Regions from separate parts of the Homo sapiens genome. Here regions 1 and 3 are each linked to region 2. A link is a loop called in an ENCODE intact Hi-C map of the cell type or tissue named here. Cell type or tissue: PC-9. All regions are shown on one strand. Region 1 overlaps LOC124903657 (a long non-coding RNA gene). Region 2 has its middle 19 kb from the start of COQ7-DT. Region 3 overlaps SYT17 (synaptotagmin 17).

Region 1 (2,500 bases), 50 kb before region 2:
TCTCATTTTGGCACTGGTGTAATGGCCAAAAGACTGGAAACAATATAAAATTAATGGATGGGAACTGGTAAAATGATACACCCACATGATGGGAAAGAATGCAGGTATTCACAAAGAAAGAGGACACAGCCACTTTGGAAAATAGTTTGCAGTATTTAAAAGCTGAACAAAGGCCGTGGTTTCTCCAGTACTCTTAGAACAAACCCCTAAGTCCCTCACACAGTGTATAACAGGATTTCCCAAGCTAGGCACTACTGACACTTGGGGGCCAGATTATTTTTGTAGTGGGGGCTGTCCTGAGTGGGGGGTGGAGGACGTTTTGAAGCCTCCACCCACAAGATGCCAGTAGCACTTCCCTCTGCAAGTCGGGGCAACCAAAAATGTCTCCAGGCATTGCCAAAATGTCACTACATGCAACAACATCCATAAATCTCATAAACTAGTTCTTAGCCAAAGAAGCTAGACACACATACGCCAAGAGTACATATTTATAAATCCGTTGTGGTTGAGGGAGGGGAGGGACCAGCAGGGGGGTTCTGGAATAGAGGTAACATTCTGGTTTTGGATTTCAGTACTGATTACTCAAGTGTTTTTCACACTGTAAAAGTTCATCCTGCTATGCAATTTTCTATAATTATGATTCAATAAAATGGTTTTTAAAATGAGGCATATTGAGGTGGCTAGATATGGAAAGATCTCCAATACGTATACGTGGTGAAAAAAAAAAAAGCAAGTTGATTGCATACTGTAATTCCGTTTGTGTTTGTAAGGGATGTATCAGAGCACCCGAGAAGCACACACCGCTTGCTGATGTGAGTCCACGTTTTTAATCACTGCCAAGCGCGCCAGCCCTCATGAATAAATGCAGAAGTTGTCCAGACCCTACGACTCAGCACGTCTGGTCACCAGGGATATGTCCTAGAGAAGCTCCTGCCTGTTGCCCAAGGGCACATGTGCAGGAAGGCTCATTGCAGTGTTGCTGGAATATCAACTGAGGCTCAGAGAGGTTAAGTGACTTGCTAAAGATCACACAGCTTATGAGTAGGAAAGCCAGCAGCTGAGCCCAGGTTTATTTAAACCCAGAGCTTGAGCTCCTAACCACCATACTGTATGACTGCTACCTCCACTCCCTGCTGTACACTGGCTGGGTGGGGTGGTACAGACAGGAACAACTTGGCTAGCAGGCTCGAATGGCATCCAAAGATCATTCCATCCATACTTCACTTAACTAATGAAAAGTTTGTGGGTATGGCATGGGCCTCCTCCTCAGTTCTCGGGGCACACTGGAGCACCCCAAGCCCTTTCTTCTACCATTCCTTACTCTTGTCAACCCTTGGGTCCCTCTCCTGCCCCCCACCCAAGGTCTCACTTCACTGCAGTCAGAGTTCACATCTGGATGGGGAAAGGGAGCTTTCCGTCTTCAGGGTAGAAAGAGGGAGGAGTGAGTCTTTTCAGTGACCTCCAGAACCAAACTGCACAGACTGATTAGCTTACACCCCTCAAGAAGTGGACCCTGAAACAGGAGCTGGGGTGTGAGTAGTTTATTTGCACAGTGATTCAGGAAACACCAGGAGGGAGGGGACAGTGAGAGACAGGGATGGGAACGGGAAGGCAGCCAAGGAAGGGTGTGTCCCCAGGCATGTTCCTACGGAGGGGGCTGGGGGGCAGGTGGCAACTGAGGTTCAGCTCTGCTGGGGCCAGGGCAAAGCATGCATCCCAGAGCTGTCCCATGGAAAGGGAAGGGAGCTGGGCGATTATCCACCAGTCCCATCCATGGTTGGTTGAGCGCTGCTCCCTGCGGCTCAAACACTCCAGCAATGTCTGCCTTGTCCTACATGTGGGTGGAATGTCCTGTCACAAACAGATAAGAACTCCCGGGCCTGAGCTGCAGGTGTTCATAGGAGGCCACCTTCAGAGTGAGGACGTGAGTGCAGTATGGATCCACAGGCTGCAGGGGAGGCACCTCTGCCATCATCTTTGTCTGTCTCTTTGCCAGCCTTGAATTATACCACAGGTTGCTCTCCTTTGATTGCCGCCTTGGAAAAATGACGGCACAAAGGAAAAGAAACCCACCCTCCCATATACTGTGGGTTAACCTGAAATCCCCCCAAACTCCACCGTGGGCCCGGCAGCCCCCTCCCTCAGCCCCAGCACAGTGGGAGACTAACGGTGGCAGCAAGCTCAGGCTTGTACCCAGAGCCCTTGCAGGAGGAAGCCAAGGGTGCCTCTTGCCTTTGGGAAGGGAGAAGCTGTGAGTTGATTGAAGTGATCAAAGGCACCTCCATCCTTTACAGATGCAACGAGCTGCTAACACTTTCCAAGAGGGATTAAATAAATGAACATCGGAAACTCTGTCCCTGGGCGGAAAAGAAAAGTCATCCGCAGGCATGAACACACTCTAGAAACTCTTGCTAGCATCTGAGCTGTTCCCCTGCTTTCTCTCCTTCTGATTTTGGATCAACCACCAAAAAAGGCAAATTCCTTTCCATACTGGTAATGA
Region 2 (2,500 bases):
TATTTTTAGTAGAGACAGGGTTTCTCCAAGTTGGTGAGGCTGGTCTTGAACTCCTGACTTCAAGTGATCCACTCGCCTTGGCCTCCCAAAGTGCTGGGATTACAGGCGTGAGTCACCGCGCCCGGCCAAATTTATTGAGACAGGGTCTCCCTGTGTTGCACAGCCTGGTCTCAAACTTCTGAGTTCTAGTGATCTGCCTGCCTCGGCCTCTCAAAGTGCTGGAAACCGCACCCGGCTTAAACCATTGCTTCTTAACCAGGGCTACACATCAGAGGTCCTGTGGGAGTTTTTATAATACGGTCATCCCTTAGGCCCAGCCCCATAGCTGCTGCTTCAGTAGGACTGGATAGAGCAGGAGCATTCATAGATTTTTTTTTTTTTTTTAATCTCGGGTTTATTCTGACTGGCATGCCCAGTTAAAAATCCAGGGTTAAACATTGGGAAATTCTAATTTTGGAAATATAATTGGATTTTTTTTAAGTGCAGGGAAGAAAGTATCATAAAGAGAAATTCTCAAAAGAAAGAAAGAAAGAAACACTTTGGGAGGCTGAGGCAGGATCGCTTAAGGCCAGGAGTTCGAGACCAGCCTGGACAAAATAGTGAGACCTCGTCATTAAAAATAAAAATAAAAATGAGATGGGCGCCGGGCGTGGTGGCTCACGCCTGTAATCCCAGCACTTTGGGAGGCCGAGACGGTGGATCACCTGAGGTCAGGAGTTCGAGACCAGACTGGCCAACATGGTGAAACCCCGTCTCTACTTAAAATAAAATTTAAAAAATCAGCTGGGTGTGGTGGTACGCACCTGTAATCCCAGGTACTCGGGAGGCTGAGGCAGGAGAATCGCTTGAACCTGGGTGGCGGAGGTTGCAGTGAGCCGAGATCGTGCCATTGCACTCCAGACTAGGGGACAAGAGCGAGACTTCGTCTCAAAAAAAAAAAAAAAAAAAAAAAAAAAATTAGATGGGCATGGTGGTTCACACCTGTAACCCCAGCACTTTAGGTGGCTGAGGAAGGAGAATCGCTTGAACCTAGGAGTTAGAGGCTGCAGTGAGCTATGGTTAGCCTGGGCGACATAGCAAGACCCTGTCTCTTACAGAAAAAAAAAACAAAAAAACAGTGCAGCCCCTTGGATGTTGTCTGATGCCTGAAGCTGGTTTTTCCACATGGCTCCCCTAGATAGAGTCTAATCGTCCCCGTTTTCCTGTTTCCCTTTTCTGAAAAAGAAAAATGTATCCTCCGGGATAGGACACCCGAGACGCATGGACGGCGCAGACTGGAGCAGCCAGCCGAGCCCTCCGCCTCTGGCCGTGCACACACGTGACATCAGTTCCCGTTCAACAAAGTCGAGATCGCGGGACTGGAGGATTGTGGCCAGGGTATCATATGTACCATATATAACGCGCAGCAATGACCCGGCCCTCCTGCCGGGCGTTGTCCCGCCGGCCTTGCAACAGAGCCTCGCAGGGTTCGCAGCGTGGGGCGCGGGCGCCCTCTGCCGGACACAGGCGGGCGCCGAGGGCCCGAGACCTTCTTTGCCCTTGGCGCGCCCGGGAGCCGATCTCTACGCGATCCAGGATGAAAGAACCTGCAGTGCTCGGGCTCAGCCCCTCAGGGTTGCCGTTTCAGAGGCAGAAGTGGGAGGACGCACGTCCTGGGGGCGAGAAGCGCCTTTTCAAGCTCTGAACACATGAGGTGGGAAAGTGCTTTGCGCTCCGGGATGTTTCTCGGGAACCCGCAGAAGCCAGACATGAGCGGTGTTGAGGCTGAAGCTCCACTTTGAAAGGTGTCTTTGGTTTCCCTGAGTTGGGAAAGGTTGTGTTTTCTTGGCCTCAAATCACCTGGATCAAGGGATCTTAAGGAGGACCTTAATGAGGGTCTGGTGTTTTTATTAAATTATCAGAGGTATGGGATCTTCCCAAGGGTTAAAACCTTGAGCTCGTCCTTCCTTCCCAGGGGTCCCTCCTTCTGAAAGATGGTCCTCCTAAGCGTTAGGGGGCCCCCAAAAGCCTGTGTTAGAAGTAACCCAGGCCGGGCGTGGTGTGGCTCACGCCCATAATCCCAACTACTTGGGAAGCTGAGGCAGGAAGATCGCTTGAGCCTGGGAATTTGAGGCTGCAGTGAGCTATGATCACCCCACTGCCCTCCAGCCTGGACAATAGGAGACCCTGTCTCAGGAAAAAAAAAAAAAAAAAAAAAAGGCAACCCAGATGTCCACCAAGAGGCAAAAAGATAAGATAAGCGGAGGAAGAATGGCTTAGTAGTTAAGTTTACAGCCTCTGGAACCAGGCCAAGGAGGTTCAACCACAGGCCTGGGCTGTGGTAGGAGCTGGGTCAGGTCAGCAGTGGTTCATAGAAGAGTATGGCAGCCAATTAAAGGAACGAGATGGAGCTCTATGAACTGACTTGGGAAGATGGCCAGTGTAGGTCACCGAGTGAAATGCACAGATTGCAGATCCAATGCATAATATTATTCCATTTGGGGAACAATACAAACTCAAA
Region 3 (2,500 bases), 93 kb before region 2:
TTCAATGGGGCATTTGCTTTTCAATTGACCGAAGTCCCCACCCTGCCCTAGTAACTCTCCAGACAGAGCGGCAGCTGCCATTTGTCACTGCACTCAGGCAATGTTTATCTCTATGCAACCTCTGCACTTGGCCACTGATGCAACCCGCCTAGCTCCCAAAGTCACCAGAATTGACAAACCCTGCTATATAATATAGCCACACTCATCTTTCAGAATCTGAAATGATATACACTGACAATGTTAATCAATTCAGCCAATTCAATCAAACTTAAAATTAATAAAGCAAAAATCAATCAAAATGATTGCTTTTGATTAAACTCAGCAGCAATCAGGTGTGATGCCCTCCTCTGTCACACCGTCATTATCTCTCTCTCGCCCTGTCTCCTGGACTGTCATCCCACTCTGCCGCCCTCCCCCAGCAATAACACTGCCCTTCATGACTCTCCGTGGGAGAGTGTCTGGGAAAGCCAGCCAGGGCCCCCAGAAAGGTAAAGCAGAGATACTTACTCGAAATCCTCCGCGTCAGGCTGTATGTAGACTTGGATGTGTCTGAGGACGAGCGTCTTCCATCCGGGGAATTGGTCCGTGGGGTCAGCGGGACTTCGCTGGCCGTGTGGACAGAGTCACCATCCTTGTCACTGCTCCGGCTGGCCATCCTATAGGAAGGGAAGAGGTCTCAGTAGCTGTCCAGGAATCCCCGGGGACTGGCATCTCTGTCCCTTGGGGGTTAAGACCCACGATGAAACCGCTCTCAGACTCATTTTATGCAACATGGAATAATGCAAATTTGACAGTGTGGTGTCCTTAAACTCTCAACAACGTCTTGCTTTTTGCACAAAATGTGAAATGATATGAAGAAATATTCCCCAATTTAGAACAATCTGTCAAGAACTTGCATAATTTCAAAGCTGGGGTTGGGTGGAGAGCTGTGTAAAGTTAAGCTGTCGCCACGTGGGGGCGCCACTTTGGCTCAGTGAAGCCCGAGACCTGTCAATCTCCAGCCTGGAGTGAACCGTCTGGTTGTTTTATAGGCATCCGAACTTCTGCTTTTGGTTACAAGTGTCCTGGTATTTCAACAGTCACTGTGTCTATAATTTAAGATCTTTTAAAAATATCCTATAACAATGTCACTCAAGGGTTCTTTGCGCGGCAGAAATGGCCCTGAAAATCAACAATTTCTGAACAGAAGTTTGATGTAAAGAAATAGCTATAAATTAGCAGCAGCCGTGACTCAATGTGCTCCCAATAAAGAACTGCTGAGAAATTGGGAAGGAGGATGTAGGGGTGGATGGAGAAGGAAGACGATACAGGGTAGTCATTGAGAGAACCGCTGGGGCTGAACCCTGGCTGGGTGCTGGGGCAAGTCCCTTTCCCCTCCCGTACCTCCATTTCCCCATCTGTAAAGTGGAAATATTGACAGTACCCACATTATACGGTGGTTGTAAACACTGAATGAGTTAACACATATAAAATGCGTAGAGGCCGAGCATGGTGGCTCACACATATAATCCCAGCATTTTGGGAGGCCAAGGCAGGAGGATCCCTTGAGGCCAGGAGTTTGAGACCAGCCTGGGCAACACAGCAGGACCCATCTCTACTGAAAGTTGGCTGGGCATGGTGGCCCACAGCTGTAAACTTTGTGAAGAATGTAAACTTTGGGAAGCTAAGGCAGGAGGATCACTTGAGCTCGAAAGTTTGAGATCAGCCTGGGCAACATGGCAGAACTCTGTTTCTACAAAAAAATTTTTTAAATTAGCTGGGCATGGTGGTCTGTGTTTGTAGTCATAGTTACTTGGGAGGCTAAGGCGGGAGGACTGCTTGAGCCCAGGAGTTTGAGGCTGCAGTGGGCTATGATTGTGCCACTGTACTCCAGCCTGGGTGACACAGCAAGAGACCCTGTCTCAAAAATAAATAAAATGCTTAGAACAGTGCTTGGTTGCGTAGTAAACAGCTGCTCAATACATCTTGAAACATTTTTTATTGATTGATCGATCAATTCATTGTTTTTTTTTTTAAGAAACAGGGTCTCACTATGTTGCCCAGGCTGGACTCGAACTCCTGGGCTCAAAGTGATCCTCCCGCCCTCAGCCTCTTGAGTAGCTGGGACTATAGATGCATGCCTCCATGCCCAGCTTAGTTGATATTATTACAACTGGGGTGGCTTTAAGATCCCCCCCAATACTCATAAAGCTAGGTAAGGATGCTGGAGGGATGGGAAAGGAGGTAGAAAAACAGCTGGTGACGTCGTTTTGAGACTGATGCTGCTAATAACATGCCCCTAAGCCATAATGGCTGTAGATTTATGCCTTCCGAGGCTGCATACCCCCCAACTTGACATTAAAGCCTATGGGAAAACTCGTCTTGAAAAATGCAAGTTTTGAATGCTGTGAGGTCTTCAGACGCATCCTGTGCATGAGATGAGACTGATCTGATGTTCTTCAAAAGTGTTATCAGGAGCTAGGCATGGTGGCTCATGCCTGTAATCCCAGGACTTTGGGAG

The links. Hi-C counts contacts between places; a loop is a spot of excess contacts. Peaks named below come from ENCODE experiments on the same cell type or tissue, not always from the same donor. Only the 100,000 strongest peaks of a DNase experiment are listed, where the experiment ranks them.
Region 1: it touches region 2 in a loop (7-fold over the local background); 13 of 110 quality-filtered maps call a loop at or near these places.
Region 3: it touches region 2 in a loop (10-fold over the local background); 60 of 110 quality-filtered maps call a loop at or near these places.

The regions. Positions count from the first base shown.
Region 1 is chr16:19,135,411-19,137,910 of GRCh38, reverse strand. LOC124903657 (a long non-coding RNA gene) reads right to left here. Exons shown (of 2, transcript XR_007065011.1): 2 at 1,527-2,357. Among named protein-coding and RNA genes, the nearest start is that of ITPRIPL2, 23 kb to the right of the region's middle. In PC-9, no CTCF peak of the experiment used is centred here; DNase peaks (open chromatin) are centred at 530, 1,160, 1,550 and 1,880; H3K4me3 peaks cover 1,624 bases; H3K27ac peaks cover 2,500 bases.
Region 2 is chr16:19,085,646-19,088,145 of GRCh38, reverse strand. No RefSeq gene overlaps it. Among named protein-coding and RNA genes, the nearest start is that of COQ7-DT, 19 kb to the right of the region's middle. In PC-9, a CTCF peak has its summit at 1,498 (motif pointing left); DNase peaks (open chromatin) are centred at 295 and 1,355; H3K4me3 peaks cover 1,794 bases; H3K27ac peaks cover 1,332 bases.
Region 3 is chr16:19,178,547-19,181,046 of GRCh38, reverse strand. It overlaps SYT17 (synaptotagmin 17), which reads right to left. Exons shown (of 8, transcript NM_016524.4): 4 at 508-656. It overlaps LOC124903658 (a long non-coding RNA gene), which reads left to right. Exons shown (of 2, transcript XR_007065012.1): 2 at 1-299. Among named protein-coding and RNA genes, the nearest start is that of SYT17, 12 kb to the right of the region's middle. In PC-9, CTCF peaks have their summits at 757 and 962 (motif pointing right); a DNase peak (open chromatin) is centred at 976.